3 separate regions of the Homo sapiens genome follow, and all the other regions are linked to region 3. A link is a loop called in an ENCODE intact Hi-C map of the cell type or tissue named here. Cell type or tissue: endothelial cell of umbilical vein. All regions are shown on one strand. Each heading gives the region's core, and the rest is flanking DNA. Links, peaks and the distances in the headings are about the cores only.

Region 1 (10,226 bases), core at 769-8,768, 120 kb after region 3:
TGCCCAGTCTGGGAGTAGGGAATGGATGTGGGTTGGAGAGTGGAAAGAATTGACAGGATGACCTGAGCCCTGAAGTAGGAGGGAAGGGCTGCATAAGCAAAGGAACTGGCTTTCGATAGTTCAGCTAGTAGAGGACTGGAGGATGGAATGTATGGGGGCAGATGCTGGCAAGCAAATGTGGTTGAGCAAGTCCATGCCAGAAATGCCACAAATTTACCAAGAGACAGAGTCAAGATAATTATCTATGCTGGCTGGGCACCATGGTTCACGCCTGTAATCCCAACACTTTGGGAGGCCAAAGCAGGTGGATCACCTGAGGTCAGGAGTTCAAGACCAGCCTGGCCAACATGGTGAAACCCCATCTCTACCAAAAAAAAAAAAAAAATACAAAAATTAGCTGGGCGTGGTGGCGCATGCCTGTAGTCTCAGCTACTCAGGAGGCTGAGGAAGGAGAATTGCTTGAACCTGGGAGGTGGAGGTCGCAGTAAGCCGAGATCACGCCATTGCAGTCCAGCCTTGGCGACAGAGCGAGACTCCGTCTCAAAAAAAAAAAAAAAATCTATGCTTCATTTTTCCAAATTAAGATAGAAAAAATGATAGAATACACCAGTCAAAATGATTGGATTCACCTTCTGTGTTCTTGGGCAAGTTACATAAACATTTTTGTAGGGTCTTGGTGTGTTTTCTTTTTGTCTGAATGGTCATCTTCTAGACTAGTGCCTGGCAAACAGTAGTTGCTCGACAAATATTCATTGAGTTAATTTTAGAAATTTATTAAATCTATTAAGTATATATAACACATCTACCCCACAGGATTGTTTTGAACATTCAATCAAATCAGATAATAGATGTAAACGTGCTTTATAATCTGAGAAATACTATTTAAACTGTTTATGTTAATATGAGGATAAAGTCCACTGAGTTTTTTTACTTCTTTTTTTTTTTTTTGTGACAGAGTCTCGCACTGTCGCCAGCGCTGGAGTGCAGTGGCGTGATCTCAGCTCACTGCAACCTCCACCTCCCGGATTCAAACGATTCTTCTGCCTCAGCCTCCCAAGTAGCTGGGATTACAGATGCCCCCCACCACGCCCAGCTAATTTTTTGTATTTTTAGTAGAGATGGGGTTTCACTATCTTGGCCAGGCTGGTCTCAAACTCCTGACCTCGTGATCTGCTCGCCTCGGCCTCCCAAAGTGCTGGGATTACAGGCATGAGCCACCACGCCCGGCTTTTTTTACTTCTTTTCTTTTTTTTGTTTTTGAGACAGAGTCTCGCTCTGTCGCCCAGGCTGGAGTGCAGTGGCACAATCTTGGCTCACTGCAAGCTCCGCCTCCCGGGTTCACACCATTCTCCTGCCTCAGCCTCCCGAGTAGCTGGGACTACAGGCGCCCACCACCATGCCCAGCTAATGTTTTGTATTTTTAGTAGAGATGGGGTTTCACCGTGTTAGCCATGATGGTCTCAATCTCCTGACCTTGTGATCCACATGCCTCGGCCTCCCAAAGTGCTGGGATTACAGGCGTGAGCCACCATGCCCGGCTTTTTTATTTCTTAAATGGATTTTTTTAAAAGCATAGAGGAATACACCAAGACTCTAATGATTCTGTCAACTGCTTTGAAATTCATGGATGGAGTATAATAATATTTTACAAAATAGTTTTGCCCTATAAAACCATATAGTATTACAGAACTGTCTGTGTTGTTTTTTTGTTTGTTTGTTTTTTGAGATAAAGTCTCACTCTGTCACCCAAGCTGGAGCACAGTGACACAATCTCGGCTCACTGCAACCTCCACCTCCTGGGTTCAAGTGATTCTCCTGCCTCACCCTCCTGAGTAGCTGGGATTACAGGTGTGCGCCACCACGCCCGGCTCATTTTTTTTGTATTTTTAGTAGAGACAGGGTTTAACCATTTTGGCCAGGCTGGTCTTAAACTCCTGACCTCAAATGATCCTCCCCTCTCGGCCTCCCAAAGTGCTGGGATTACAGGCGTGAGCCACTGCACCTGGCCCTATAGAACTGTTAAAAGCATAAAAAGGCCAGGATCAGTGGCTCATGCCTGTCACCCCAGCACTTTGGGAGGCCAAAGTGGGGGGATCGCTTGAGGCCAGGAGTTCAAAAAAGACAGCATACAAAGCTGTGAAGTCAATTAGCTTTATGTCATAAATTAAATCCCGAATTACATTTATAATGCTGGGCACGTGAGTGTTATATTACATCTTTTTATTTTTATCTTTTTTTTTTTAGACAGGATCTCACTCTCTCACCCAGGCTGGAGTACAGTGGCATGATCATAGCTCATTGCAACCTCTTCACCTCCTGAGCTCAAGCCATCTTCCCCCCTCAGCCTCCCACGTAGCTGGGACTAGAGGCACACACCACGCTGCCCTGCTAGTTTTTGTATTTTTTGTAGAGATGGGGTTTTGCCCTGTTGCCCAGGCTGGTCTTAAACTACTGGGCTCAAGCAATCCACCTGCCCTGGCATCCCAAAGTGCTGAGGTCAGAGCCACTGCACCCACCTAGCCGTCTTTTTTCTTTTCTTTCTTCTTGGTAGCTTATAATTTCCAAAGCAAATGCAGCATTAGAGTTGTAACTTTTCTGTGTAACATAATTAAGTTGTTTTTTTTTGAGATGGAGTCTCGCTCTGTTGCCCAGGCTGGAGTGCAGTGGCATGATCTCAGCTCACTACAACCTCCACCTCCCGGGTTCAAGCTATTCTCCCACCTCAGCCCCTTGAGTAGCTGGGACTACAGGCACACGCCACCACGCCTGGCTAATTTTTTTTGTATTTTTAGTAGAGACGGGTTTCACTATGTTGGCCAAGCTGGCTTGAACCCCTGACCTCTGGTGATCTACTCACCTCAGCCTGCCAAAGTCCTGGGGCTACAGGTGTGAGCCACTGTGCCTGGCCAGAATTAACTTTTAAATGTATGGATATTTCTGCTACGGATTTCTTAATTCCTTCCTAACTAATCATACCCCAAGTAAACTGAACTATTCATTTTCATGATAAGTCTGTATGGTCTTCCTGAATATTATAGGAGTGATCTGAACCAAAGTTCTAGCTGATAAAAATTTTGTAAAAATCTAATTCAGTGCATTTCCATTGTCTCATGCATTCCAGGGACTAAAGTAAGTAATATTCTTGATTGCTGAAGTTTGAAGGCAGTTTCCTGTCTGCTGAGGTTTTATTTCTAGAAGCCCTTATCATTGGTCCTGATAGAATATCTGCAAGGAGAAATGAATCAACTCACGCCATCATTTTCACATTTATCATTACCACTGGAGATTAAGATATTACATAATTAGCCAAGGTCATATAAAAGGATTCATTGGAACAATTTAGGATTAAATTTAGGAATTATACATTAGGAACTCATTGGGATTCCCATATGTTTAAGTGTTGCAATATGGGGATGTTTAATTACGCTACTAGCCTAGTTCCTGCTATTAACCCAGCACCAGGCCTTTCAAGATTATTTAGAAAAAATGCTCAGGCCAGGCGTGGTGGCTCACGCTTATAATCCCAGCACTTTGGGAGGCAGAGGCAGGCGGATCACCTGAGGTCATAAGTTCAAGACCAGCCTGGCCAACATGGTGAACCCCCGTCTCTACTAAATATATTTTTTAAAAGATTAGCTGGGTGTGGTGGCGGTCGCCTGTAATCCCAGCTACTTGGGAGCCTGAGGCAGGAGAATCGCTTGAACCCGGGAGGCAGAGGTTGCAGTGAGCCGGGATCACATCATTGCACTCCAGCCTGGGCAACAAGAGCGAAACTTCATCTCAAAAAAAAGAAAAAAAAAAAGCTCAGTTCTCAGAAAATCTTAGAAGCCAAGTTCAGACTAAGGAAAGATATTTGCTGAGTAATGTGACTTGGTCCCCTTCCTTGTAAAGCCAGAAGTACCATATGTGTTTTTCTAAATAGCCCCACCAGATTTGTCTAGACATGACTGTGCCTCACGAAATTAACCATTCTGCCTCCGGGGATTTATGCATTCTCAGTGATGTTTCTCTCCATCATCTGATGTGATAGTCTGTACAAGTTTCCTATGGCCCAGTTCTGGGTCATGTTGAAGGATCGTGCCACATAATCTTAACTACTTTTTCCCCCACTGCCTTGTTCAACAACAATGGTAACACCCACAAAATATATTTGCCCTCACAGCAACACCAGTCCATCTTGCACCTGCACAGGACACTTTTTAATCTGAAGGATCTCAAAGCCCTTTGCATACATTAATTGTACTTCATAAATACCTCATTGCTTGCAAGCCCTACTAGCCCCATTTTATTACTGGACATCCCAGAATAAAGAGATGGAACCTCTAGTCTACTCAGAAAAGGACAAACCTGGGTCACGAGTCTACTTAAAACTGTCCCTTGGGCTCTCTGAGATCTAATTTTCTCCCTCTTCATGTTCCCCCAGTGCTCAGGAAACACTTAAAAGTATCTCTGGGGGCCGGGCATGGTGGCTTACAGCTGTAATCCCAGCACTTTTGGGAGGCCGAGGCAGGCAGATCACGAGGTCAGGAGATTGAGATCATCCTGGCCAACATGGTGAAACTCGTCCCTACTAAAATACAAAAAATTAGCCAGGCGTGGTGGCGTGTGCCTGTAGTTCCAGCTACTTGGGAGGCTGAGGCAGGAGAATTGCTTGAACCTGGGAGGCGGAGGTTGGTTGAAGTGAGCAGAGATCGAGCCACTGCACTCCAGCCTGGCAACAGAGCGAGACTCTGTCTCAAAAAAAAAAAAAAAAAAAAGTTTCTCTGGGTGGTTCTCTCAAATGCCTGTCTTGCCTTTGCCACTGATGTGGCCTCAGTGCTTTCCAGTCTAGCTAAATGTGGGGATTGTTTGTGCTTGAATTCACCTTTGTTGACAATTTGTCAAAAAAAAAAAAAAAAGGAAAACCTCTTACATTTACACTGGTGTGAATGCATATATATCATCATCAGAAGCAGTTGAGACACTTTCTAATGCATTTTTCTTTTTTTCGTTAGGACAGGACGATATATTCACTCTATTTTTGGGTCTCAGATAAGAGATTGTATTTTGGAGTCATCTTAACGAGTGCTGCCCTCTCGAGGTCACAGCTGCATCTGTGTGCAGCTGCTAGAACCTAGGTTAGACAAGAGTGAGAATGAGCAGAGATGAGGCATATAAAAGGACCAAGTAGCCATTGTCATGAGAAGCTGAGAAACCTTTGTTTAGCTGCTTTTATATGGTAATGAAGTGAAAAGAGCACCAATAGGGAGCCAGAGTTATTTCTGCCATTGACTCTGTGTATGATCTTAGGCCACTCATTTTCTCTGTGCCTCAAATTTCCCATCAATAGAAGGGGAGCTACTGGTCCAGCCCAGGGGCCAGCAAGCTTTTTTATTTTATTTTTTATTATTTATTTATTTTGAGATGGAGTCTCGCATGTTGCCCAGACTGGAGTGCAATGCAGACATAAAATATATATATATAAACAAATGAGAAAAAGTTTTATTCCCACTTTGGGAGGCCGAGGCCAGTGGCTCACCTGAGGTCAGGAGTTCAAGACCAGCCTAACTAACATGGTGAAACCCTGTCTCTACTAAAAATACAAAAATTAGCCGGGCATGGGGGCACACACCTCTAATCCCAGCTGCTCGGAAGGCTGAGGCAGCAGAATCGCTTGAACCTGGGAGGTGGAGGTTGCGGTGAGCCGAGATCGTGCCACTGCACTCCAGCCTGGGCAACAGAGTGAGACTCTGTCTTAAAAAAAAAAAAAAAAAAAAAAAAAAAAAAAGGTCAGGCGCGGTGGCTCATGCCTGTGATCTCAGCACTTTGGGAGGCTGAGGTGGGCGGATCGCGAGGTCAGGAGTTTGAGACCAGTCTGGCCAACATAGTGAAACCCCATCTGTACTAAAAAAACAAAAAATTAGCTGGATGTGGTGATGTGCACCTGTAATCTCAGCTACTCAGGAGGCTGAGGCAGGAGAATCACATGAACCTGGGAGGTGGAGGTTGCAGTAAGCTGAGATCGCACCATTGCACTCCAGCCCAGGTGACAGTGTGAGACTCTATCTCAAAAAAAAAAAAGACCGGACGCAGTGGCTCACGCCTGTAACCCCAACACTTTGGGAGGCCGAGGTGGGTGGATCACAAGGTCAGGAGTTCAAGATCAGCCTGGCCAAGATAGTGAAACCCCATCTCTACTAAAAATACAAAAATTAGCCGGGCCTGGTGGCAGGCGCCTGTAATCCCAGCTACTCAGGAGGCTGAGGCAGGAGAATCACTTGACCCGGGAGGCGGAGGTAGCAGTGAGCCAAGATTGCACCACTGCACTCCAGTCTGGGAAACAGAGCAAGACTCTGTCTCCCAAAAATAAAAAATAAAAAATTATTCCAATAAAACTTTTTTTGTGTGGACACAGATTTTTGAATTTCATACAATTTTACTTGTCATAATCAAATTATTCACAATAATCACAACATTATTTTGATTTTTTTTTTTGAGACCACATCACTCTGTTGCCCAGGCTAGAGTGTAGTGGCATGATCTCGGCTCACTGCAACCTCTGCCTCCTGGGTTCAAGCAATTCTCCTGCCTCAGCCTCCTGAATAACTGGGATTACAGGCGCACGCCACTATACCTGGGTAATTTTTTTTTTTTTTTTTTGAGACAGAGTCTCGCTCTGTCACCCAGGCTGGAGTGCAGTGGTGCGATCTGGGCTCACTGCAAGCTCCGCCTCCTGGGTTCACGCCATTCTCCTGCCTCAGCCTCCCAAGTAGCTGGGACTACAGACGCCCACCAACACGCCCGGCTGATTTTTTGTATTTTTAGTAGAGACGGGGTTTCACTGTGTTAGCCAGGATGGTCTTGATCTCCTGACCTCGTGATCCACCCGCCTCAGCCTCCCAAAGTGCTGGGATTACAGGCATGTGCCACCGCGCCTGGCCACACCTGGGTAATTTTTGTATTTTTGGTAGAGACGAGGTTTCACCATGTTGGTCAGGCTGGTCTTGAACTCCTGACCTCAGGTGATCCGCCCACTTTGAACTTCCAAAGTGTTGGGATTACAGACATGAGCCACTGCGCCGGTCATTTTTTTTTTTTAGCCTTTTAAAAGATATAAAAGCCATTCTTAGTTCCCAGGCCATCAGTAAAATAGGCAGTATGCTAGATTTGGCCCAAGCCCAAAGCTTCTGACTTCTGGACTGAATAGTTTCAGGCAGTACTTCCGATATAACTTTTTTTTTTTTGAGACAGCGTCTCGCTCTGTTGCCCAGGCTGGCGTGCAGTGGCACAATCTCAGCTCACTGCAACCTCTGCCTCCCATTTCAAGCGATTCTCCTGCTTCGGCCTCCCGAGTAGCTGGGACTACAGGTGCGGTCACCACGCCCGCCTAATTTTTTGTATTTTTAGTAGAGACGGGATTTCACCATGTTAACCAGGATGGTCTTGATCTCCTGACTTCGTGATCCACCCGCCTCACTCTCCCAAAGTGCTGGGATTACTGGTGTGAGCCACTGCGCCCGGCCTACTTAGAATATAATCTTATGCAATTTTATTTTAATTTATTTATTTCTGGAGACAAGATTTTGCTCTGTCACCCAGGCTGGAGTGCAGTGACACCACCATAGCTCATTGCAGCCTTGAACTCCTGGCCTCAACCTATCCTCCTACCTCATCCTCCCGAGGAGGTGCGCCCACTCCATGCCTGGCTAATTTTTTTTTTTTTTTTTTTTTGTGGAGATGGAGTCTCAGGCCAGGTGCGGTGGATCATGCCTGTAAAAAATACAAAAATTAGCTGGCAGGAGTATCACTTGAACCCAAGAGCAAGAGGTTGCAGTGAGCCAAGAATGTGCCACTGGTTGCAGTGAGCCAAAAATGTGCCACTGCACTCCAGCCTGAGCGACAGAGCAAGACCCTATCTCAAAAAAAAAAAAAAAAAAAAAAATTAGCTAGCTGTGGTGGTATAGTCCCGGCTACTTGAATGGCTGAGTTGGGAGCATCACTTGAGCCCAGGAGGCAAAGTTTGCAGTGAGCTGAGATTGTGCCACTGCACTCCAGCCTGGGTGACAGAGCAAGATGCTGCCTCAAAAAAAAAAAAAAGAAAAGAAAATAGGACAAGTTGGGCATAGATTTTGAGTGGAATAGAGTTAAGGCACAAACAGACTTTTTTCTACCTTTTTTTTTTTTTTTTTTTAGTAAGAGATAGGTTCTCGATCTGTTGCCCAGTGTAGCGTGTCACCCAGGCTGGAGTGCAGTGGCACCATCATAGCTCATTGCAGCCTCGAACTGCACTCCAGCTTGGGCAACAGAGTGAGACTCTGTCTGTAAATAAATAAATAAAGGGAAGAGCAGTCGATTGGGGATGAGGAAACTGGGTCTTAGCCTAGCTGGTTGCTTACTATATGGCTTGAGTAAGTCATTTCACTTCTGTTTCCACAGGTGCAATATGAAGATGAAAACTATCCTGCACACCTCACAAAACTAAGGTGTATGTGTGTGAGTGGGAGCATAATGTGAGACGCCTTTGTCTTCTAAGCCACCTCTAGGCTCACACTGACTAGCAAGCTTTGCTTGTCCCTTTCAGTTGCAATGTTGCTGTCACTGTCACCCTATAATCTCTTTAATTGGCAGTTGCAGACCAAGGGCCCACCCTTCCTTTAATGACAGCTGGCTGAAGCCTTCCAACTTTAGTTGTCCCAAGTCACACTGGCTGACTTATAAAGCCATATCTGTGGCCGGGCGTGGTGGCTCATGCCTGTAATCCCAGCACTTTGGGAGGCTGAGCCAGGCAGATCACCTGAGGTCAGGAGTTCGAGACTAGCCTGACCAACATGGTGAAACCCCATCTCTACTAAAAAAAATACAAAAATTAGTCGGGCATGGTGGTGCGTGCCTGTAATCCCAGCTACTCGGGAGGCTGAGGCAGGAGAATCGCTTGAACCCGGGAAGTGGAGGTTGCAGTGAGCCGAGATTGCGCCACTGCACTCCAGCCTGGGCAACAGAGCGAGACTCTGTCTCAAAAAAAAAAAAAGCCGTATCTGTTCTCTAGTCAGCTCCAAGGAAGTGCCTAGATGGGAGAAACCCACACATCTCATCTAGTAGAAAAATAGTCACTGTTCCTCGCAATGGTTATTCAAATACACAATGCTTACGCTCGCCTCAGGACTTTATCTATGCTGTTTCCTCTGCCCATAAGGTCCATGCTCAAATTCTGCACACGGAAGGCTCCTTCATATCACTTGCAACTAGTTTCACGTGTCCCTCCCCTCCATTCTTTCCCTTGCCTTATTTTTCTTACTTCTATCTGCATTCTCTTGTTTACCTGTTTTTGTCTGCATCTCCCACTGGGATAAAAGCTCCAGAATATCTGGCAGTAGGCACTCAGTACAATGAATCTCCCCAGCCTCCCCACTCTCAGCTTAGTCACCTCCCAATAGCATCCCTTTTCCAGCCAGACCACACTGGCTTGCCCTGATGAGTGTTCATGCCTTAGGTACAGCCAGAGTTTCATCTGGATACCCTATGACTATTTCTATCACTATATGACATTTTTTTTTTTTTTTTTGAGATGGAGTCTCGCTCTGTCACCCAGGCTGGAGTGCAGTGGCACGATCTCGGCTCACTGCAAGCTCCGCCTCCCAGGTTCACGCCATTCTTCTGCCTCAGCCTCCAGAGTACCTGGCACTACAGGCACCCGCTACCACACTCGGCTAATTTTTTGTATTTTTAGTGGAGATGGGGTTTCACCGTGTTAGCCAGGATGGTCTCGATCTCCTGACCTCGTGATCTGCCTGCCTCAGCCTCCCAAAGTGCTGGGATTACAGGCATGAGCCACCGGGCCCGGCCTGTTCAGGTTTTATCTTCCCCACTAGATGATACACTTTGAGAGGAACTCTTTTGTATAGAATTTTGGAGTTCGAAGAGATTTTAGTGTTTATCTCATCCAAACTTCTCACCTAATGTCTGAATCCCCTTTATGAATCTCTGATAACTTTTTTTTTCTTTTGAAATAGGGTCTTGCTATGTCACCCAGGCTGGAGTGCAGTGACTCACTCTTGGCTCACTGCAACCTCTGCTTCCCCTACTCAAGCGATCCTCTCACCTCAGCCTCCCGAGCAGCTGAGACTACAGGTGCATGCCACCACACCCAGCTAATTTTTGTATTTTTCATAGAGACAGGGTTTCACCGTGTTGCCCAAGCTGGTCTCAAATTCCCGCGCTCAAGTGATCCACCTGCCTCAGCCTCCCAG
Region 2 (10,500 bases), core at 1,355-9,354, 58 kb before region 3:
GAGCTGAAATTAAAACCCATTCAGGGCAGGGCGCAGTGGCTCATACCTGTAATCCCAACACTTTGGGAGGCCAAGCCAGGTGGATCACCTGAGGTCAGGAGTTCGAGACCAGCCTGACCAACATGGAGAAACCCCGTCTCTACTAAAAATACAAAATTAGCCGGGTGTGGTGGCACATGCCTGTAATCCCAGCTACTCGGGAGGCTGAGGCAGGAGAATCACTTGAACCCGGGAGGCACAGGTTGCAGTGAGCCAAGATCGCACAATTGCACTCCAGCCTGGGCAACAAGAGCAAAACTCTGTTCAAAAATAAATAAATAAATAAATAAAACCCATTCAGTCTGACTCCTGCGTGGCTCATCGGGCCTGTGGACTGGACTCTCCTTTTCCCTCCACACCCCCATCTGAGCAAATTCAGTCCACGAGCAAATCATGCAGGTGGCACCTTCACAATGATCCTGAGGTGACACTTCTCACCACCTGCCTTCTCCCACCTAGTTTGAGCACCCTTCATCACTTACCTGGACTAACCAACTGGTCCCCCTCTTCTCCCCAAAGGTGTGATGTGGCCTATTAACGCCCGAGCCACAGCTGAACCCTTCTCTGCCCAGGACCCTCTGCTGGCTCCCCAGCTGCTCTGAGTAATAGCTAGAGCTTTGCAGCAGCCGCAGGCCTTTGAAGCTGGGACTTCTCTCCCTGAACTGCCTGCTGCTCTCCCCTGCTCACACCAGGCTGGATGCAAACTTCTTCTCTGGGTCTCAAGCGTACCGATCACGCTCCTGCCTCAGGGCCTTTGCACGAGCCATTCCCGCTGCCCGGAATGCTCTCTGGCCAGATAGCTGCTTGGCTGACCCATCACCTCCTACAAACCTTGCTCAGACCTTGCCTTGAACTCTTGGCTTCAAGTGATCCTCCCGTCTCGACCTCTCAAAGTGCTGAGATTATAGGTATGAGCCACTGTGCCTGGCCCACATTTTTTTTTCTTTTTTCTTTGAGACAGAGTTTTGCTCTTGTCGCTCTTGTCTCTTGGCCATGCATCTAGAGGGCGTCCAGCACAGAGTATGTGCTCAATACACAGGTGAAGAAGGACAATCCACGAGACAGCTGTCCCTCTCCCAGGACCCTGGGAAATGCTGGGGATGGGGAAGATGTTCAGATGTCAAGAGGAATAGGGTCTAGTGTCTGGGCTCTCATTTGAGTGCTCTTCCTGTTCACAGGAGTGGATGGGCTGCACAGTTGGAGCAAAACCGAGATGAGTTTTAAGGGCCACTGAGCATCTTCCCCACTGGCAGTCTTTCCCAGTGTCCTGGGAGATGCACAGCTGTTTCCTGTGTTGTCCTGGATCCCTAGAAGATGGGCCAGGCTTGGAGGTAGAAGGAGAGCTCAGAGGGGAGGGGGCAGAGAAGGGACTGCCCAGATGTGACACATCTGGAGTCTTCAAATCTGCACCAGGACAGATGAGTAGAGCTGCATTTTTCCACCCTGCTCATGTTGGCCTTTTGTGAACTTTGTTTCTGCCCTGTCTGCATTGCCCTTAGGTATTCACTGCAACTAGTTATCACTGGAATAAAAATGGCCATAGGCATTCTGCCCTTCCTTCACCTCTCTCTTCTCCATCCCTTCCTTCTTCCTTCTTCACCTGTGTATTGAGCACATACTCTGTGCTGGACGCCCTCTAGACGCATGGCCAGGGTTGTCCTCATTGATGAGGCAAGATCTGAGCAAGGTTTGTAGGAGGTGATGGGTCAGCCAAGCAGATATCTGGGCAGGGAGCATTCCGGGCAGTGGGAATGGCTTGTGCAAAGGCCCTGAGGCAGGAGCATGATTGATATGCTTCAGGCCCAGAGGGGAGGTCTGCATCTGACCTGGTGTGAGCAGGGAAGAGCGGCAGGCAGCTCAGGAAGAGAAGTCCCAGGTTCAATGACCTGAGGGCATTGCAAGGCTTTAGTTCTCACTCAGAGGAGCTGGGGAGCCATTGTGCAGTGCAAGAGCCAAACTGAATGGGTTCCAATTTCAGCTCAGCTAGCAGGGAGCTATGTGACTGCACCAGGGCTGAGCCAACCCACCTGTGCATGAGTGACAGCACCTCACGGGTTCCAGAGCTCGCATGTCCATGGTCCAGCTTAGTGCGTGGCACGCCAAGAATACTTGAGAAATGGCAGCTAAGGACTGTCGCCTCAGGAGGGTCTCTTCTCATTTCCAAAGCTGTCTTCTGCTTGATGAAATGCACACAGACACTGGGCAAGTATGTGTTGAGCTTCTAATCTCTCCCAGACACCGGAGACTCAGCCATAGACTGGCCGAGTTCCCTGCCCTTGTGCTGCACTCCCCTTGAGGAGACAGATGATGGGGACATGTAAGGAGCTAAGACATCCTGAGCTGGGAAGGAGGGAAGCAGGGGCTAAGGGATGGAGGCAGCTGGTGGGGGCAGGTGGGGGTGGCAGGGATGCCTGGAGCCTGGGACTGGGGCCGGACTCTGCACTGCTCTGCTTGAGGACCTAGCTGGGCTCTGACTCATGAGGGCAGACAGTGGCCAGGGTGAGGCTGGCGCAGTGCAGCCCCTTCCCCACTGCTGAAGACGCTGCCTTTGTGGGGTGGTAGCACAGGCTTTGGGGAGTTGAGAGCCATCCTCATCCTAGAGGTGGTTGTTTCTGGAAGCAAAAATCCAGGGTTTATGCTCCTGGGACAGGGGAACCTTGGGGCCTCGCGTCCTCCCCATAACCTTCGCATTGGGCAGCAAAGGCATCTTCCTGTTGAGTCTGAGGGAGAGAGAAGTGGTGTCACTCGCGGTGTCAGCTTTCATCTCACAGTGGCCCTGTGAGGTAAGGACCATGATCAACCCAGTTTACAGATGAGGACACTGAGGCTCAGAGAAGTTACATGGTTTGTCCAAAGTGACACACTAAGTGGCTGAATGGGATTGAATCCAGGTCTCTCTGAGACAGCCCAAGCTGTTGATGGAACCCTCTGGCTCACGGATGAGCAGGTAAAGTGAACAAACACTTTAGAATGCTTATCTGGGGGTGGGGGTGCAGGGAATTGAGCCTTCTATGGGGCCCGGAAGATTTACAGTTGTCCCTCGGTGTGTGTAGGGGAATCAGTTTCACCACCTTCCACAAATACCAAAATCCACAGATGTTCAAGTCCTGATATAAAATGGTGCAGTATTTGCATATAGCCTAAGTACATCTTCCCGTAGACTTTAAATCATCTCTAGATTACTTATGCAATCACATGTCAGATAATGATATTTCAGTCCATGCCAGAATGCACATAGGATGGTGGTCCCATAAGATTATAATGGAACTGCCCTATACAGGTGCACCATCTCTAAAAATTGATATCTCAAAAGAGATGGGGTCTTTTTATATTGCCCAGACTAGTCTAGAAGTCCTGGGCTCAAGTGATCCTCCCAGCATGGCCTCCCAAAGTGCTGGGATTGTAGGTATGAACCACCATACTTGGCCAGGTGTACCATTTTTTATCATTTATACTGTATTTTTATGATCCTTTTCTGTGTTTAAATACACAAATAGCCACCATTGTTTTTGTTTGTTTGCTTGTTTGTTTGAGACAGAGTTTCACTCTTGTTGCCCAGGTTGGAGTGCAATGATGCGATCTCAGCTCACTGCAATCTCCGCCTCCCAGGTTCAAGCGATTCTCCTGCCTCAGCCTCCTGAGTATTTGGGATTACAGGTGCCCGTCACCATGCCCAGCAGATATCTGGGCAGCCATTTTTTGTATTTTTAGTAGAGACGGGGTTTCACCGCGTTGGCCAGGCTGGTCTCAATCTCTTAACCTCAGGTGATCCAGCCGCCTCGGCCTCCCAAAGTGCTGGGATTACAGGCATGAGCCACCATGCCCGGCCCACAAATAGCCGCCATTATGTTACCATTGCCTATAGTACTTAGTACAGTAACATGTTGCAGAGGTTTGGAACCCAGCAGCAACCAGCTCTACTATTCAGCCCAGGTGTGTGTTTGGCTGTAGCCTCTGGAGGAAGCTAAGGAGAAGTGACCTAAAGGCAGAGGGTGAGTCTGAGGTGGGATCCCAGGACAGGTACAAGAAGTTAGGCAAAAGAGGATGAAATCTGAAAAAATTTCACTATGTTAATATAATTACTGCGTTAATAACTTTAGATAATAGTTAACATTATTATTTAGTTAACAGGATTGCACCCAAGATAAATTAATTTTTTTAAAGAGATAAATTCTCATTCTGTCACCTAGGCTGGAGTGCAGTGGTGCGATCATAGCTCACTGCTTCCTGGAACTCTTGGGCTCGAGCAATCCTCCTGCCTCAGCCTCCTGATTAGGTGGGACTATAGGCACACGCCATCATGCCTGGCTATTTTTTTTTACTTTTCTCTAGAGGCAAGGCCTACCTGTGTTGCGCAGGCTGGTCTCAAACTCCTGGGCTCAAGTGAACCTGCCTCAACCTCTCAAATTGCTGGGATTACAGGTGTGAGCCACTACAGCCAGCCCACATTTCTTAGTTTGGACAAATGTGCCATGGTAATGCAAAATGTCATTACTAGGGGCAGCTGGGTATAAGGTGTAGAGTACACTACAGTGTCTTTTCAATTTTTCTGTGTATCTAGAATCATTTCAAAAGTAAACATTTATTTTAAAACGTGAAAGTGTTTATCCTTCCATGAGTGTAAAGTACAAAAGACAGGCTCATGGTGTCAACGGAAGTCAGGACACTGGTTGTGGGGCCGGGGGCGCTGGAGGGGCTGGCCATGGTTGGCTTTGTGATCTGGGGGCTGGTGTGTTCCATCTGTGAATGTCTTTCGAGCTGCACACTTACCAGGGATGTAAGTCATGTCTTAATACATTTTCTTAAGTTTAACACCAAATAAAATGAGAATGAAAAGCTTGTTTGGGTTGTGGGGATTCGGTTGTTTATCCAGTCATGAGCCCTGGCCTAGATGCTTCTAGAAGCCTGGAGGGAACTGAGAACATTCCAAGTAGAGGTGGCAGAGCCAAGGCCCTGAGGTGGGAACACACTGCTGCATGTCTCTAGCTGTGAATGGGGTCCCCTAGTCGGAAGCAGTGCTGTGTGCCCTGCAGGGCCAGCAGGTCCATGTCCACATTATGGGTCAGTGCAGTGAAAGCCAATCTCAGCCCCCTCCGCAGTGTGACCAGCCTGCCAGCAGGTGGCCAGCTGGTCCATCCCAGGGACTGGGTGCAAGTCTCTTGTCAATAGAGAGGGCGCTCAGCCATGGTGTCAGCCTAGTGAGCCTTGGTAAGGGCCCGTGCAGGATGCTGAACCTCTTCCGTCCCCATGACCGTCTCAAGACCACTTGCTCGGTGGGCGCATCCAGCAGGCGTGGTGGCCGGGAAAGAAGCAGGCTGCATCCATAGGGCGTGCCATTTTGCTCGACTCAGGACCCAGAGCATCCTCCGTAGTAATTCTCTTCGGTGGGAGCACTGGGAACTTGAGCCACAGATACCTTCCAAGTCTGAGCTGCTGAGGCGAGGGCTGCAGGGCGCCCTGCTGTCAGGAAAGCCTGCACCAGCAGCTGGAAGGCACGTGGTGGGGGCGCCTGCTGTGGCTCCAGCAGTGGCTGCGAGGCTTCGGGATCTCACCCAGCTTCTGCGAGGTGAATTGTGACAGTGCAGAGCTCCGCAGTGCCAGGGTCCCCTGCATGGTCATGCTCACTGCAGCTGGGAGCCCACCACACCCCTGGTGCCCCTCACTTCCCAGGGCTGGGGTCTAGTCCAGACCCCTCTTGGCTTGGGAATTGTGCCTTGGGAGGGGGACACTGTCCCACAGGTTGGGACAGAGGCCCCAGGCATGCTGCTGGCTGGCCGGGGCTGCGGGGATGCCATGCTCACCTTTCTCTCTCGTGGCCTTGATGGGACTGGCTTCCCCATTGAACGGGATTTTCCGAGGTGTCTGGGGCTGTGGTGCAGCTTGCGGGGTGCCACCCTGACCCCTTCCAGACTTGCCAGTCACTGACCACCGAGCGGGCCAGACACAGGTGCCACGCTGCAGTCGGGGTATCTCCCGACCTCCCTTTTAGTCCTGATGGGCCTGGGCAGGGCCTGGTTTCGGGGTCCCCATGGGCTTCCTGGGCTAGGCTGTCCCATGGTCCTGGGGCTGTCCAGGACACATTTGGAAGGGACTTGGACCCAGCAGCTCTGTTCAAAATCATAACGGGGGGCAACGAGGGCCCCCCACATCCAGGTTCATAGGGATGGAGCCGTGGCATGGAGTTCCACTGGAGGAACCTCCAGGAAACCTGAGGTTCCCCCTGAGCCAGGGCCAGGCTGGGCACACCCTCAGTCCCCGGTGCCCCCAGAGAATGGCCTGCTGCCCTAGGTTCCATGGAAGCCCCCTCGTGCCACTGGGCCTTGGCCTCACAGATAGTCCCATCAGGACAGGGTATGAAAGGACGAGGCACCCATGGAGGGGAAGCTGACCAAACGGGCCACCCATGGCGGGGAAGCTGGCCAAATGGGCCACTGGAACCGAGTTGTTGGGCCAGGAGGGGCCTGCCTGTCCCCCTGCCAGAGGGTCTTCCTGCCAGGTGAAGCCAGCCCAGGCCTGGGTGCCAAGGACCCTTGCTCAGGTTTGGCTGAAAGAAACAGACGTGGTCAGCATCTCCAGTGAGCCCACGCAGTCCTTTCTTGGCCGGGCTCCACCTGCCTGGGTCTCTGGAGTCCTCAGGGTCTCTGTGTAGCCCCTGTGGTCTGACACTGAGGACACACCTGCAGGCTGCTGATCGCAGACGGAGGGGTCTGTGCCTCCTGTGGTGGGAAGCTGTCGGGGTGCAGCAGGTGGCTCCTGGGACTGCCCTCCCCCAGAGTTCAGGCTGGCTGGGGGCTTCCTGCCCCATGCCGTCATCCCAGGACTGTTGAGCCTGGGATACAGCCTCCAGTCAGAACTCAGGTGGGAGGGGCCTTGGCTGTCACCCAGTCCCCTCGCCACCTCACATGGAGACCTGTTTCCACGGTGGGTGAGAGAGCCCAGATACAGAGCCCCCTCTGCCCTCCTGGGCTGCCCAGTCCATGCCAGGACTGACCGTTCCCACACCTGGCTGAACTCTTGGCTCTGGCTCTGGGCCAGGGGTCCCCCCTGTGCCCACCCACTAAACGCCCTGGTCGGGGATCAGGGACATAGATTCCCTTGTCTCTCTGGCTCAAGGCTTGTTGTCCTGGCACCCTTGGAGGGGTGTTCAGGAGTGAGGAGCCTCTGCTGCTCTCTGAGGCTGTCAGTGCTCGCAGGGAGGGGTGGGGAGTCCCATAGATGGATCTGGTTCCTCCAATGACCCTGAGGGCCCTTTGAAGGGGAGAGTGGGACATGGTGGAAAGTGGGAGGGGGCTTGTTGGAGAGTCTTGCGCACATCCCCCTCCTGCTTGCACAGCACGTCCGGTACACACAAACTGACCACCTGCCCTGAGGACCTGGGGGCCTATTGTACTTTCTTAGAGTCCGGAGGAAGAGGAGGAAGAAAAGGCGAAGAGGAAGGCCCAAGTAGTAGTGTTGGAGGTCCTGGGCACTCCCCAACTACTGACTGCCCCAGGGGGTGACTCGGGAGGGTACCTGGTGCTGCAGGCCACCTGGGGGTGGCAGGTCCCCAGGCTTCCTTGTTTCCTCATAGAGGCCCAAGGGTGTCTGAGAACTGCATCATCATCCAGGGCCCAGGTATGGGAAAACTGGTCCTGAAAACATGCCCACGGCCACACCTGGATATCTTCACGAGGTGCTCTAGGGACAGGGTAGGCATCAGGCTAGGAGTGTTCCCTGGGAGGGGTCAGAGCCCATACCCCGTTACTACCTCAGCATCTCCCACTGGGGAGTGCCGGATCCCTTTGTGGCCACCCCAGGGGTCCAGATGTGCACAGGAGGCTGTGGCTAGGGGGCAGCCTGAGCAGGGAAGTGCTCACCACACTCCTGACTTTCATCTGGGTCATGTAGGGGATGGGCTCCCACAGGAGGGGGTATGTCACTGTTCCCTGCCCAGCCTACCCAGCCAGACCTCCCTCTGGGCCAGAGAAGAGGATCATGGGGACAGTGTGAGGAAGCTGCCACCGGGCCAGTCAGGGTCTGACCCCTGTGCTCCCCAGTCCCCATTGGGCACACGTGGACTTACTCCTCTGAACCTTAAAGGCAGTGCGTGCCATTGGCGTCAACACCTGTTCCCCTTCTAGCAAATACACGTCCCAAAGGCTCAGGGTGAGCCCGAGAGAGATCTGTGGGGACAGCAGGTGTGGGAGGACCTGGCCCTTCCAGGCTGGGGGCTGGTGGCTCGAGCCGGGCCCACTGGGGCTTCAGTCCCCCAGTCACTGACCCTTCCCATGAGGGTCATCAGACCCCTTCAGGAGGCTGGGTCAGACAAGGTCTTGCAGCTCCTCATGGGGGAGCACTCATTTCAGTGGGGATGTGGCTTCTGGAGAGAGGGGCTTCCCCAGGACTTGAGGCTTCCTTGAGCCCTCCCAAGTGGGTCCTGGCCCAGTCTGCCCATGAGGCTGGGCCTGAGTCCCAGCCTCTGCCGTGGGATGACCCCTCTTGGGCAGAGGGCTTTGCTTGTGTGTCCTGCAGATATCTGCCTGTGCCTCCTATGTGCTGGGGGTGAACCGGACCCCTGGGCGAAGAGCAGGGCCCTGTAGGGCAAGGAGGGTCCCTGAGCCAGGGTCTCCCTGTGCCTCCTTACCCCATTGATCAAGCTCCAAAGCAACCAACCTAATGAGGAACCCTGAATGCATAGCCCTTCCTTGTCCTGATGGGAGGAACAGAGGTGCTCAGGTCCCTCTGGGCTGCCCTAAAAACCTCCCTCTTCCAGGGCCCTCTGAAGACCCTTCCCCAAGTGCAGAACACTGGGCGGTGTCCAGGGCTCCTTACACCTTCCCCTCCCTGCACTCCTGGTGGACACACTGTCCTTAGCCCTGCTCTGTGGGAACTGGCCCCAGTCCCTGTGCCTCTGTCTCCTCCAGGGCAGGAAAGGAAACCCAACTCCAAATCCATGGAGAACCCCACGTCCCAGGTCAGGCCCTGGCTAGAACTCACCCTCTCACCAGCCCCATGAGGGTCTGGCAGCCCCTGGCTCCTCCGGCCCCACAGGATGCAGGGCCACTGGGGAAGAGCTGGGGGGACCATAAACTCACTGCGTGCCTCATGGTCTTGGGGTATGGCCTGGGTGCCACATGCTCCTGGTGGTCTTGGAGGCCCTGGACCCTTGCGCTATTTGGGCTGTGGAATCCTGAGAAGCCCCCAGCCCATCATGAAATCAGCCTGCTCCCAAGATGTGGGACCATCAGCTGGAAGAGCTGGACAGCTGCAGAGGCCCCTGAACCCTGAGGTCTCCCACCCTCTCATCTGGGGACCCCACCATGCGGCCTTGGCCCTGGGGAGGAGGGGTGGGAATATCCCCTGGAGCCTGGCTGGAGGTGCTCCTGGAGGCCTCCTGGGCCAGGGTGCTGGGAGGGCAAGCCTGACTTTGAGGCCACGACAGAGGGCGGGTGCTGGGCTTCATGGTGGTCTCCTAGAAGTGGGGTCGGGCCAGGGGACACGGGATGGGGAGATGTTGCCATCAGGGCTTTTTCGGCCCATCTGTGGGTACCAAGGGCAGCTGGAGGGCAGGACCCTCAGGGAGGGGAGAGTCAACTGTACAGCATTCAGAGCCAGAGGGCGTTGCTCCAGGACACAGAGGGTGGCCACGGGGATGATGAGATGCCCTCTGCTGATGGGGGTGAGAGGCATCTGACTCAGGATCTGGGGGTCCCGGTTCAGCCCCAGGACCCTCAACAGAGACATCCTAAAGGCTCCAAACAAGCTGGCAACACAAGGAAGGTGCCTTCACGGAAAGTTGAGATCACCTGCCCAGGGTGGCCGTCCCCGGGTCTGGCTGCATGAGGCCCTGGGGGCAGCTGTCCACCCACCCTGCAGGGAGTGCCTCTCACCAGCCAGCATCTGGGCCAGTGCCCAGAATATGTCCTCCTCAGGCAGATAAAGGAGGAACAAGGCGGCGACGTGGCTCAGGTCCCTGCAGTAGTCTACCTCCTGAGAGAGCCAGAGTTATGGTGGAAAGACATCACCTGGGAGGGCTGAGGTCACCTGGGACGATTCATGTCATCGGAGAGGGCAGAGGTGACTGGGGAAACTTCCTTTGAAGAAGAGGCTTCCTCAGGATGCAAATTCATTTTGTGACAAGAGCCATGTCCATCAGGCATTTCAGCAATTTGTCCAAAATGTCTCCTGAGAGCACTTGTCCTGTGTGCGACACTGCCAAGCTTTGGAGCCCAGTGGATGCCCTTAGTTCCTGGATCCACAGAGACTTATGGAGCCTGTGCCTGGGGCTTTCTAGAGGTGGAGGCGGTGGGGTAGGGGGAAGGGCGGGAGAGGAGGCCTTGCATGGCATAGTGCAGGGCAGGAAGCCAGCCAGGGACCCGTTTGCAGTGACTGCTCCCATCCCCATGCTGACCTCCAAACCCACCCCTACCCCACCCTGGCGCAGGGTCGGGCCTGGGAAGGTGTCCTCTGCTTTGGCCTCAG
Region 3 (10,500 bases), core at 1,526-9,525:
GCCGTCACTCAGCTCACAGGTGCGGGCTGTGGGCAGCAGAGGGAAGTCACAGGCAGCTTGCTGCCAGGGTGGCGATGATGGGGCAGTGCCCGTGCCTTCACCTTAGGCCCTGCGACTCTGCCCGCAGTGGTGCCGGTGGGAGCTGCAGTGACAGCCGATGAGACGGAAGTCCTGAAGGCCGAGATCAGCAAAGCTGTGAAGCAAGTGCAGGAAGAAGGTGAGGGGGGCCACCCGGGTGTGAATGTGGGCAGAGCCCGGGGTCCTTCCCACTCTGACTGCTGCCCCACCTCCACAGACCCCAACACTCACATCCTCTACGCCTGTGACTCCTGTGGGGACAAGTTTCTGGATGCCAACAGCCTGGCTCAGCATGTGCGAATCCACACAGCCCAGGCACTGGTCATGTTCCAGACAGACGCGGACTTCTATCAGCAGTATGGGCCAGGTGGCACGTGGCCTGCCGGGCAGGTGCTGCAGGCTGGGGAGCTGGTCTTCCGCCCTCGCGACGGGGCTGAGGGCCAGCCCGCACTGGCAGAGACCTCCCCTACAGCTCCTGAATGTCCCCCGCCTGCCGAGTGAGCTGGCGGCCCTTCTGACTGTTTATTTAAGGATGGATGGCACCCTGGAACCGGGAAGGGTGGCCTGTTCCCTAGAGAGAATAAATTGGATTATTTTCTAATGCTGCCTATAGGTCCCTGTGGGGTGGGTGGGGAGCTGGCAGCTACAACTGATGCCACAGAAAGGCTGTACCACCCAGGAACCAGCCTTCCTGGGAAGGTCAGCCCGTCCCTCTTGCTGAATGCGACTAGAATCAGAGCCAGGCTGGCTGCTTTGCCCCAAGTTGAGGAGTGGGCAGTACACTCAGGCTGGAGAGACCTCGGCACCACGTGCCCCATGCCCTCATCCCATCTTGTTTGGAGGCTTCTCACCTGTTCATCTTTAGGGCCTGGCCTCCCCTCGCCCCACAGCTATGACCCTGCTCCCCCTCGGCCCAGGTTGGGGAGAGGTTGGGAAGTTGGGGAAGGGACCAGCAGGGGCGGCCACCAACTGCTTACCAGGGTACAGGCAACCCAGAGCGAGCCTGGCTCACAGGCCACTGCTGCCAGGCCTGGCTCAGGGGTCCTTCCAGCCAGAGTGGCAAGGTAGGCCAAGGAGAGTGCCAGGCCCAGGCCACTGCCCTGGCTCTGATGGGCCTAAGGGAGCAGATGGAAGCCACACTTGCTTCAGGGTTACCTGGCCCGAGGACTAAGGCCAAGCCGGTGCCATCATCTTTTGGGAAGGTTCAAAAGATGGCATCTCTGCCACCAGGCTGGGGGCCCAGAGGGACAGGAAGGAGCAGCCAGGGGCTTTGATGGGGAGGTAGGGAGCTGGTGGAACAGCTTTCTCACTCCTGTCAGCAAGGAGTCAGGAGGTACCATCTCGTCCCCCCACAGTGGCCCCGGCATCTATGGCCCACCGTTCAGAGGGGGATGCTATCTTCTCACACCAGGACAGGCCCATTTGTAGGAGCCCATTGGTATTCCAAGTGAGACCACCAACTTTATAGTCCCCATGTCCCTGTCCCAACTCCACAGCTTCTAGAGAATCCAGCTGCAGGGGAAGCCTGTCCCCAACTCCCATTCTCCTGTCTGGAGGCAGAGACGGGATCAAATGAGCCCCCAGGGGCCCCAGGAGGCCACTGCCTCTGCAGGAGTCAGCCTGCTTCACACTGGGAGAAGGGAAGAGGGGGCAAGAGAGAGACAAGAAACCAAAGCTTGCTAAAATGTTTCTGAGATGGCATGGGGTGTGGTTATATTCTGTATCAAAATTGGAAGTGCCTTCCTTCCACATTACCTAAGAACCAGTTAGGACTCTGAAGACACCACAAGAGTGAGAAATGGTTAAGTTCAGTGTCCGTGACAAAAATCTCCTTTGTACAAGATAAAATTATCCTTGGGGAGGAGGACTGACTGACTAGGAGGCAGAAGGGAAACAGTTCCCATGTACAGACTTGGCATGGGGATCAAAAGCGGGATGAGGGCTGACTGTTCCCATAAGCCAAGGACCCATGGTTCGTCCTCCCACCCAAGTGACAATCACACTCACACTTGGTGTGTTTTATATTTTTTAATAAAGTTTGTAATCCAATGGACACACAAAACAAAACTGCGCTGAGAAAAACAGTTTCATAAATTAATAAGTGTTAGGAAGTTGGGGGAAGAGATCAAGGTAATAGGAAGAGGGGTTAGCCAGTCTTTTTGTACAGGTGCCGTGTGACACTTCCACATCGCGGGAGCAGGACCCGTGCTGTACCGAAGCGCACTTATACAAATGAGTGGGCAATACAAAGTCTGAATATGAAAATAAGATTTCCTCTGAAAACACATTTTTGGCACAGATTAAAAAAAACGTATGTCGGGGGATTTGATTTTTTAAGTCAGTATTATATATATTTATATATATTATATATTTATATATACACACATCCCAAGTTCTGCATATCCCACCAAGAGAAAACCTTTCTGTTTGCTCTTCAACTGTAAACTGTACATCCCGGTGAATCAAAGACGGTGGCAGCAGGAGAATTAAGGTGACGCATCCAAATGAGCAAGGGAGATGGGGGTGGACAAAAAAAACCAATGAAATGTTCCTTGACCCCAAGGTCTCAGCAGAAGTTTGAAGTCCTTCCTGCGTTAAGAGTCTGCAATGTGTGTCTACACACACCAAGACATCCAGAGTGTCACAGCCTGTCTTCACTGGGCAAAAGTCCAAGTCACTAATTTAGTGCAAAGGCAGTTCTGTTTTCTTGTTTCTTAAAAACAAACAAACAAAAAATTTTCATTCCACTGCCCTGTTCCTTTTCTCCAAAAAGAGGAAAGAGAAACCCAGCCCCGGTGTCTGCGAGTCCATGGGTTGGTGATGTGTCCTTGGGCTAAAGCATTATGTAAACATACAAGGTAGCAGCACCACTCCTAGAGGAAGTCTGGCCGACTGAGCCGGGCGGCAGGACAGCAAACGGCTGGCCGTCTGGCAGTGGAGTCTGTCCCCTTCGGCAGCTTCTTCCTCTGCTTGGCTGGGTTGTCCTTTGTTTTTACTGCAGAGCCCTGGGAAGATTCACTGAGGTGATAACCACTCAGTGGCTCACACGGAGGCAATGACAATCATGAGGTGGGGAGAGATGTTGGAGATGCTGGCAAGGAGGTCAGGGGCCAGGCGGGACAGGTGACTCTCAGAGAACTCACAGGGCGGGAAGATCTGCAGCACGTAGGCAGGCTGGAGACAGGATAGAGAGCAAAGTGGGACCGTCTGTCTTCACCCCCACAACTCCACTTCCATTGGGGAGCCCTGAAGAGGCCCAATGCTAAGAGCCAGGCCAAATCAGTCCCCAACCAGCAAATGTGCCAGGACTATGTCTACTGGAAGACCTAGCAGGTGTCAGAAAACTATAAACAGGAACCCCCTGGGGCCCTATCTTTAAACTCATGGAAAACCTGTGTTCTCAGCGGTTCCCTGGGTTCTCTTCAGGATGGGTGATGGCGCCCCGCCCCATGTGCTCTACTGACTTCTGTCCAAAATGCCCCTTTGCCCACCTCTGGGGCCAGATCTAGTGGGCACCAGATGAGTAGGCCCACCTACCCTGATCAGCCCCACCTGTGGGTGTACATGTGAAGGAAGGACACAGGACAACCGACCTGATTGGAGCCAGGGTTGGGAACGTTGATGATCCCTGCCGCCTGCTTGGCCTGCAGGTAAGTGATGAAGGCAGCCTTGAGGGACTCGGTCTGGCTCACAACATCCTCTTGGTCACGGCCACAGGGCAGAGCCAGCAGCAGACAGTAATCTGTCTCCACCTGAGGCAGAGGCCAGCTGCCAGTGAGCAGGGGCCTCCTAGTCAAACAGCAGCCCACATCCAACCCACAGTATCAGGTCCACAAAAACCCCCACCTCTGAGATGACTTTAAAGGCTACCCTGATATTTGAATGAAAAAAAAAAAAAAAAAAAGCTTTTTTTCAACCTGAGAAAGCTGATTTAAAAAATAATAATTTTTAAAAACTGTAAAGCCTTGTTTCTGGGTCTAGAGGTACTTTACATCCCCCCACCAAGTAGAAGCATAGTGGACCCTTCATTGCTCACTTCAAGAATACCGTTACTGGCCAGGCACAGTGGCTCAGGCCTGTAATCCCAGCACTTTGGGAGGCCAAGGCAGCCAGATCACTTGAGGTCAGGAGTTCAAGGCTGGCCTGGCCAACATGGTGAAACCCCATCTCTACTAAAAATACAAAAAATTAGCTGGGCATGGTGGTGCCATGGTGGTGCGTGCCTATAATCCCAGCTACTCAGGAGGCTGAGGCAAGAGAATGGCTTGAACCCGGGAGGCAGAGGCTATAATGAACAGAGATCGCACCGCTGCACTCCAGCCCAGGCGACAGAGACTGTTTCAACAACAACAAGAATACAGTTAATGCTTCCATGACAGGCCAGGGAGATGGGCTGGCAGGGACTACCTACGTCTTCCTCCCTGTAGGTGGGGCAGTTGCTCACCTGGGCCTGAGAGTCTTACCGTCATCCTTCGGGCAACCCCTTCCAGCTGCGTTGCCTCCAGCCGCATCCTCTGGGCGATCCTTAGTGGGGGCCCTCCTTCAGAAAGGGGCAGGGACCGATGGGCCAGGACGTTGTTGCCAGAGACGAAGTGGAGCTGCACAGCAGCTGTGTCATTCTTGAGGGCCAGCAGGCCCTGCCACACGATGGGGTACTTCTGCTCACAGGGAAACAAACAGGAAGTGAGCTCATGGCCCCTCGCTGAGCCATGCTGGACACAGCCAGAGGCTGTAGCTTGTGGGTCTGTTAACTAGGGAATCTTAGGACATTTGACATGGCATAAAACTTGGGGGCCAGGAAGGGCAGCCCCTGCTCATGCTTACCTTCAGAAGTTGAACCATATCCACGGGTCTCTGGGAAGTCAGGTGTGGAGAGGAATCTTGTTTGGGGGCTGGCTGGAATTCAGTGTGTGGCAGAACCAGTCCTGGTGGGGTGCTGGGGCCAGAGGTTGTTGGGACAAACAACGGCTGTTTTGGGGCAGTCTGAGTGGGAAGAGAGACTGGAAGGTCAGGCTTCATGGAGACAGACACAGGGGAGGGGAAGGAAGTCGGGCCTGTTTCTGCTTGTGCCCTCTGAACCTGGGTGTGAGGCTCAGGTGGCCTGTTTGCAGGTCCAGCTGGGAGGCGAGGCTGCTCTACTCCCGTCTGGGTCCCCTTTGCCTCCTGGGACACTTGAGGCATCTTGCTGCTTGGTGGCTGGCCGGGCTGACCGAGCTGGGAGGGCGGGCAGGGTGGTGCAGGCTGGGCAGGCTGTGTGGACTGCACAGGCTGAGGAGGCTGCAGGGGCTCACCTTCAGGAGGAGGGCCCTGGTGTAGGGAAGGAAGGCAAAGGGACAGAGTCAGTCTGTTGTGCACAAGCCCCTGAGACCAACAAATGACCCAAAGGGCCACAGGGAAAGGATAAGATGTGGCATCTCCCGTTAAGTCAGGCCCACAGAAGGAGCCTGAATCAACGGAGCTGCTTTCGGGGTTCCAGGTAAGGAGAGATCCCCTATTACCTGCCTCCTGCTGATGCTACCCAGCAAGAGCTCCCTCCCCATATGCAGAACTCCCCATGATGTGATCTAATACTTTCATCTCAGAACTAAGAAAGCTCTTTAAACTCATGAAAAGATCAACATCTTTAGGGACTAGCTGACCAGTTCACTTGTACTCAACCACTATCTTTACCAAAAGGCGGATTTCTTTTTCTTTAAGTAGGGACAGAGTTTCACCATGTTGGCCAAGCTGGTCTTGAACTCCTGACCTCAAGTGATCTGCCAGCCCTGGCCTCCCAAAGTGTTGGGATTACAGGCGTGAGCCACTATGCCCGGCTTTTTTTTTTTTTGAGACTGGGTCTCGCTCTGTCACTGGAGCCTAGTGGCACGACCTTGGTTCAATGCAACCTCTGCCTCCAGGGCTCAAGCAATTTTCCCACCTCAGCCTCCCAGGTAGCTGAAACCACAGGTGTGTGCCACCACACCTGGCTAATTTTTGTAATTTTTTTTTTTTGTACGAGATGGGGTTTTGCCATGTTGCCCAGGCTGGTCTCGAACTCCCGGGCTTAAGCAGTCCTCCCATCTGGGCCTCCCACAGTGCTGGGATTACAGGCATAAGCCACCACACCTGGCCCCTGATTTCTTTCACACATCTTGGCTTAAAAGCCTGCTGAGCCCCACAAGCACATGCCCAACAGACAGTGGGGAGATACCTGGCTGGCTCACCTGAGCAGCTGTCTTGGTCCGGGAAGGCAGGCCAACAGAGGAAGCGGCGGGAAACTGAGTGTGTGTGAGCTGGGCCGGGGGGTGGTAGGTGCGGATGTCGCCGTACCGGTACTCTTGAAACAGCTCCCCGCTGGAGTGCACAATCTGCACCCCATGGGTCACCACCACAGGAGGGGTCAGAGGCAGCCCCTGGAGTTGGTTACTGGGGGTAACTGTGAGGATACGGGCCTCACCATGAGGGGCAGGAGCAGGGGCAGGAAGGGGGACAGGGACAGGGACGGGGGCAGGGGTGGGGGTGGGGGCAGCTTTGGCATCTGGTGTCTTGGCAGCTTCCTTCCCTGGCTGCTGAGGGGCCTTGCTGGCTGGTGGCACCTTCACCACCCCATCCGCGGCCCTGGGCTGCTCGCTGACTGCCGTCACATGTGGATGCACCATGATCCTCACATCCCGTGGCACAGTATAGGGGTGCAGTCGGTACTCAGACTGCATGACTAGTACCTCTGACTGCACAGGGGCTGTGGCTCGAGCGACAGGAAGGTGATAATGCACTTCCTCCTCGGGAGGGTGCTGGGAGGCCAGTGCAGGCACACCAGCTGGGGCTGGCTGCGGGGTGCTGGCACGCTGTGGGGCCCTGACCTCTATTTGCTGGGGCTGCAGCGGAGCCCGAGGAGAGTGAAGCGCTTCTGGCCGGATGCTGTAGGTGATACTGGGCAGCGTGGGAGTGTTCATTCTCACCTCGCCCTGGGAGAGGTGGCTCAGGGACACAGTCTGGGTGATGCTGTGGGGTGGCATGATGACAGACTGCTCTGGGTGGATGCTGGAGATGAACTGGGGCACTGGGATGCCTGCAGCCAGCATGACTGTGGCGTTGGTGGAGAGCGCCGTAGATGCAGTACTGCTGGGGTGGCTTGCCCTTGGGAATGAGGATGGCCCGGGTCCACTTGGTCGAGGAGAATGAGCATCTAGCTTTGCAGCTGCCAAATGGGAGACAGTTCGATCTGCTGGGATGCTGGGCCCCGAGGGGACATGGTTGACTTCTGTAGGCAGTTTGCTGGGCAGAGCAGGAGGGTGGTGGGGCGTGAGCGTGGACCCCAGGTTGGCCGGCTGAAGGACCTTGGTCTCGATTTTAAGGGTGACGGGGTCAGCAAGCTTCTTGTTTGTGGTGACAATGCTTGGGGTGAGGACCAGCTGGTTGTGAACCAGCACAGGGGGTGTGTTGATCCCCTGGGTGAGAACCTTCACTGTGCCTCCCTGGGTGACAGGCGTGGACACCGAGAGGTGAATGGGCTCGGGCTTCTCCAAGGATGGCCTATCGGCCTTCACAGACGAAATCACAGGAGAGGCATTATATGTCTGGGCGGTCAGTACCAACGTGGAATGGGTGGCCACGTTCGCATAGCCTGCAGGAGCTTGAGGGCCTTTGGATGGAGGCTGCGATGCTGTGACAGAATCAGGTTTGACCTGGGACTTGGACACTGACTGCTGAAATTCAATGTCCATTGCACTGGCCGGGGGGATCTGGCTGATCTTGGCGCTGATCCGCTGTGGGCCTTCGGTCTTCTGCCCTGAGTAACTCAGGAGCACAACCCCTTCAGAAGTGTTCACACGCAGCCCCGCCCCTGAGCCCGCGTCTGCCGGACGATCGTCGATCACAGGCATGGACCCTGGGTGGAACCGACTGTTTTCATTAGCACTCGCTCTCTGTTTGCACTTTGTTGACGGCGCAATCACTGCCCCTGCCATTGTCACCGTGCCTGTTGTGGCCGTTACACCACCAGATGCAGCAGTAACCGCACCCGCTGTGACGGTCACTGCACTTGCTGTGGCATTCACTGCACTCGCAGCGGCATTGACTGTGCCTGGGGCGGCATTCACTGTGCCCACCGTGGCGTTCACTGGAGTGGTGAGAACATTCACTGGCCCCGTAAGAACATTCACAGGCCCTTTCAGGACGTTCACGGGCCCAGCAGGGGTGCTCACCAAACTTTTCAGTGTGGTCACTGAGCCCTTCACGGGGCCTTTCAGGGCATTCACCGGGACCAGGGAGACGTTCACCAGGCCAGTGAGTGCGCTCACCAGACCAGTGAGGGTTTGAGGAGCTGGTTTTGCCAAGGTTATCTTCTGTGAATTTTCCAGGTCAATGCTGACAGGCATCCGGCTAATAACAGAGGTAATTTTGGGAGCAATGACTGGAGCCACCTTTTCCTTGTCAGCAGCTACCAGCACCTCCGAGGCTTGTATCTCAGAGTTGTTTGTCACTGGAGGTGCTGTTTTTTCTTCTAAAGGCTTTTTAGAGTCAACTGGCGGGGGCGGGGCCTCATGTAGGCAAGGGGCAGCACTGACAGGCTCTGCAATGGCTGTGGTGACACTTGTGGAAGTGACACTTGTGGCAGACACATACTTGGGGTCCATGAGAATCTTCCTCAGGGTGCTGGAGCTGGTGTCAACATCAGAGGCCTTTGTGTCTGGGGGAAGAGCTGGAGATGGAGTAGACTGAGCCCGTGGCTCCTCCTGCCTTGTGATCCACTCTGTCACCTTAGTAGGGGGGCTCTGGTGTGGGATCCCCCCAGAGGCGACAGGAGGTGAGAGCTTTGCTGCAGTTACAGAAGGCAGTGTGGGTATGGGGATGCTTGGATCGCTGGGTGGGGTCACCGGGTCACTTTCAATGATGGAATGCACCCTGAACCTGGCTTGAGGCTCCTCATCCACCGGTGCTGGCTGGGGAGGTGGGGGAAGGTCTGGGGGCACAGATGCTTTGGTTGGAGTCCTTTCCTCAACACTGATTTCTTGGGACGAATTCTCTGTGGAGGGAATCTTGCTTAGGTCAGAAGTACATGACTGAGGAGGAGTGGAATGGGGTTTCTCACTCTGCTTTTCTTCCTGTGGGGCTTCGGGGTGCTGTACTGTTGTCCCCTCATTTGCAGCAGGACTCTCACCTTGAGCTTGGTTGGATTCAGGGACATGGCTCTCTACAGGAGCCACCACTTTCTTGTTTGTGTTTCGCTTGCGGCGTGATCGGGTTGTTTTCTGGCGCCCTTTGTCTTTCCGAACAAGAGTGACTTCCACTTCTTTAGACCCTTTGGCTTCTGGCACTGAGTGTGAGGTTTCACTGCTATTTCCTCTGGCTTCCTTGGTATCTGTTGGGCCGGCTGAGGGGTCAGGAGCATTGACTGGAGGCCTAGAAGATTCTGTAGCAGCCTCAGTTTCCAGGATGCCAGATACAGCCTCATCTGTCTCCATTCCTTCCTCAGAAGGCTGCAGCGCCTGTGCACCTGCGGGGGGTTGCAGATCTGTCTGGGATTCTCCAGGATAAGGTGGAGGTGCTGGGAAGTTTTCTGGCTCCCCAGAAATGTCATTGATGATGGAGCCGATGGCCGCAGCCAGCTCTGTTTCACTTGCTTGGTGTGCAGGCTTGTCCCTGTCCTCTGGGGCAAGGCCCTCTGGTGCATCTGCCTTATAGGCAGCAGAGGCAGAGGCCTCAGCGAGCTTTGCGATGTGTTCCACGGCCTGCTCCAGCTCCATCTGCTTGGCTAACTGGGTGGCTTCTGGGGACGGCCCAGAGGCAGACACGTCTTCTTTCTCTGGTTCCTTGTCTGGATCAACTGGATCACTTTTCAACTGGGATGATAAACCATCCTCCTTTTGGGGACTCTCACTTTTCTCAGGGGAGACTGCCACCACCCCAGATTCCCTCTCCCCTGCCTGTGCTGCAGCCCCCCTGGGACTGACAGCAGCATCCACATTTTTCAGACTTGCAGATTTGTCCACTGCTAACCTGGAGTTTCGAGATCTTCCTCTCTTTGATTTGGAGTTTTTTTCAGGGGCCGGTTTTTTCTCTACAACTTCAACAGGGGCGGTTTCAGGGGGGTTTTTGTCTGTGCCAGCATCTTTTCTGTCACGTTTCTGTTCACTCCCTGCCTCCTCCTCAGCAGCCTTGGGTTCCATGGAGCTCTCTTTCACGCCTATTTGGGGGCCCACCTCAGTGGTGGCCTCAGGACGTGTAGCATCCACCTTCGGTTCATTTTTTCCCTTTTTCCCTTGGGGTCCACCACCAGCTGCAGTTTTCTGGGACCTTGGCGACCGCCATCCCTCAGGTGGCTTGAGTGTTTCTGCAGGTTCCTTGGCCTCGTTCTCCTCCTCTTCATCGGCTCGCCGGCGTGTCTTTGGAGGCCTTCCCCTCCGAGGGGTGGTGGGAACCGCTGCAGCCTCCTGAAGCTCT

Evidence for each region. A loop is a pair of places that touch in the nucleus more often than their neighbours do. Peaks named below come from ENCODE experiments on the same cell type or tissue, not always from the same donor. Only the 100,000 strongest peaks of a DNase experiment are listed, where the experiment ranks them.
Region 1: a loop joins it to region 3, with 6 times the contacts of the local background. A loop is called at or near these places in 10 of 110 quality-filtered maps.
Region 2: it touches region 3 in a loop (5-fold over the local background); 6 of 110 quality-filtered maps call a loop at or near these places.

Annotation. Positions count from the first base shown.
Region 1 is chr1:15,810,559-15,820,784 of GRCh38, reverse strand. No RefSeq gene overlaps it. Among named protein-coding and RNA genes, the nearest start is that of UQCRHL, 8.0 kb to the right of the region's middle. In endothelial cell of umbilical vein, for the core only: a CTCF peak has its summit at 5,077 (motif pointing left); a DNase peak (open chromatin) is centred at 5,064.
Region 2 is chr1:15,989,379-15,999,878 of GRCh38, reverse strand. It overlaps the pseudogene TBC1D3P6. Among named protein-coding and RNA genes, the nearest start is that of SRARP, 9.6 kb to the left of the region's middle. RefSeq lists a silencer at 5,087-5,236 and an enhancer at 5,143-5,983. In endothelial cell of umbilical vein, for the core only: a CTCF peak has its summit at 5,161 (motif pointing right); a DNase peak (open chromatin) is centred at 5,158.
Region 3 is chr1:15,932,048-15,942,547 of GRCh38, reverse strand. It overlaps SPEN (spen family transcriptional repressor), which reads right to left. Exons shown (of 15, transcript NM_015001.3): 11 at 6,282-10,500; 12 at 4,903-5,385; 13 at 4,542-4,736; 14 at 3,672-3,830; 15 at 2,092-3,252. The coding sequence ends at 3,121. It overlaps ZBTB17 (zinc finger and BTB domain containing 17), which reads left to right. Exons shown (of 16, transcript NM_003443.3): 14 at 1-19; 15 at 128-217; 16 at 296-679. The coding sequence ends at 579. Among named protein-coding and RNA genes, the nearest start is that of ZBTB17, 39 kb to the left of the region's middle. RefSeq lists enhancers at 1-424, 7,167-7,668. In endothelial cell of umbilical vein, for the core only: no CTCF peak of the experiment used is centred there; DNase peaks (open chromatin) are centred at 2,907 and 4,737; H3K27ac peaks cover 2,377 bases.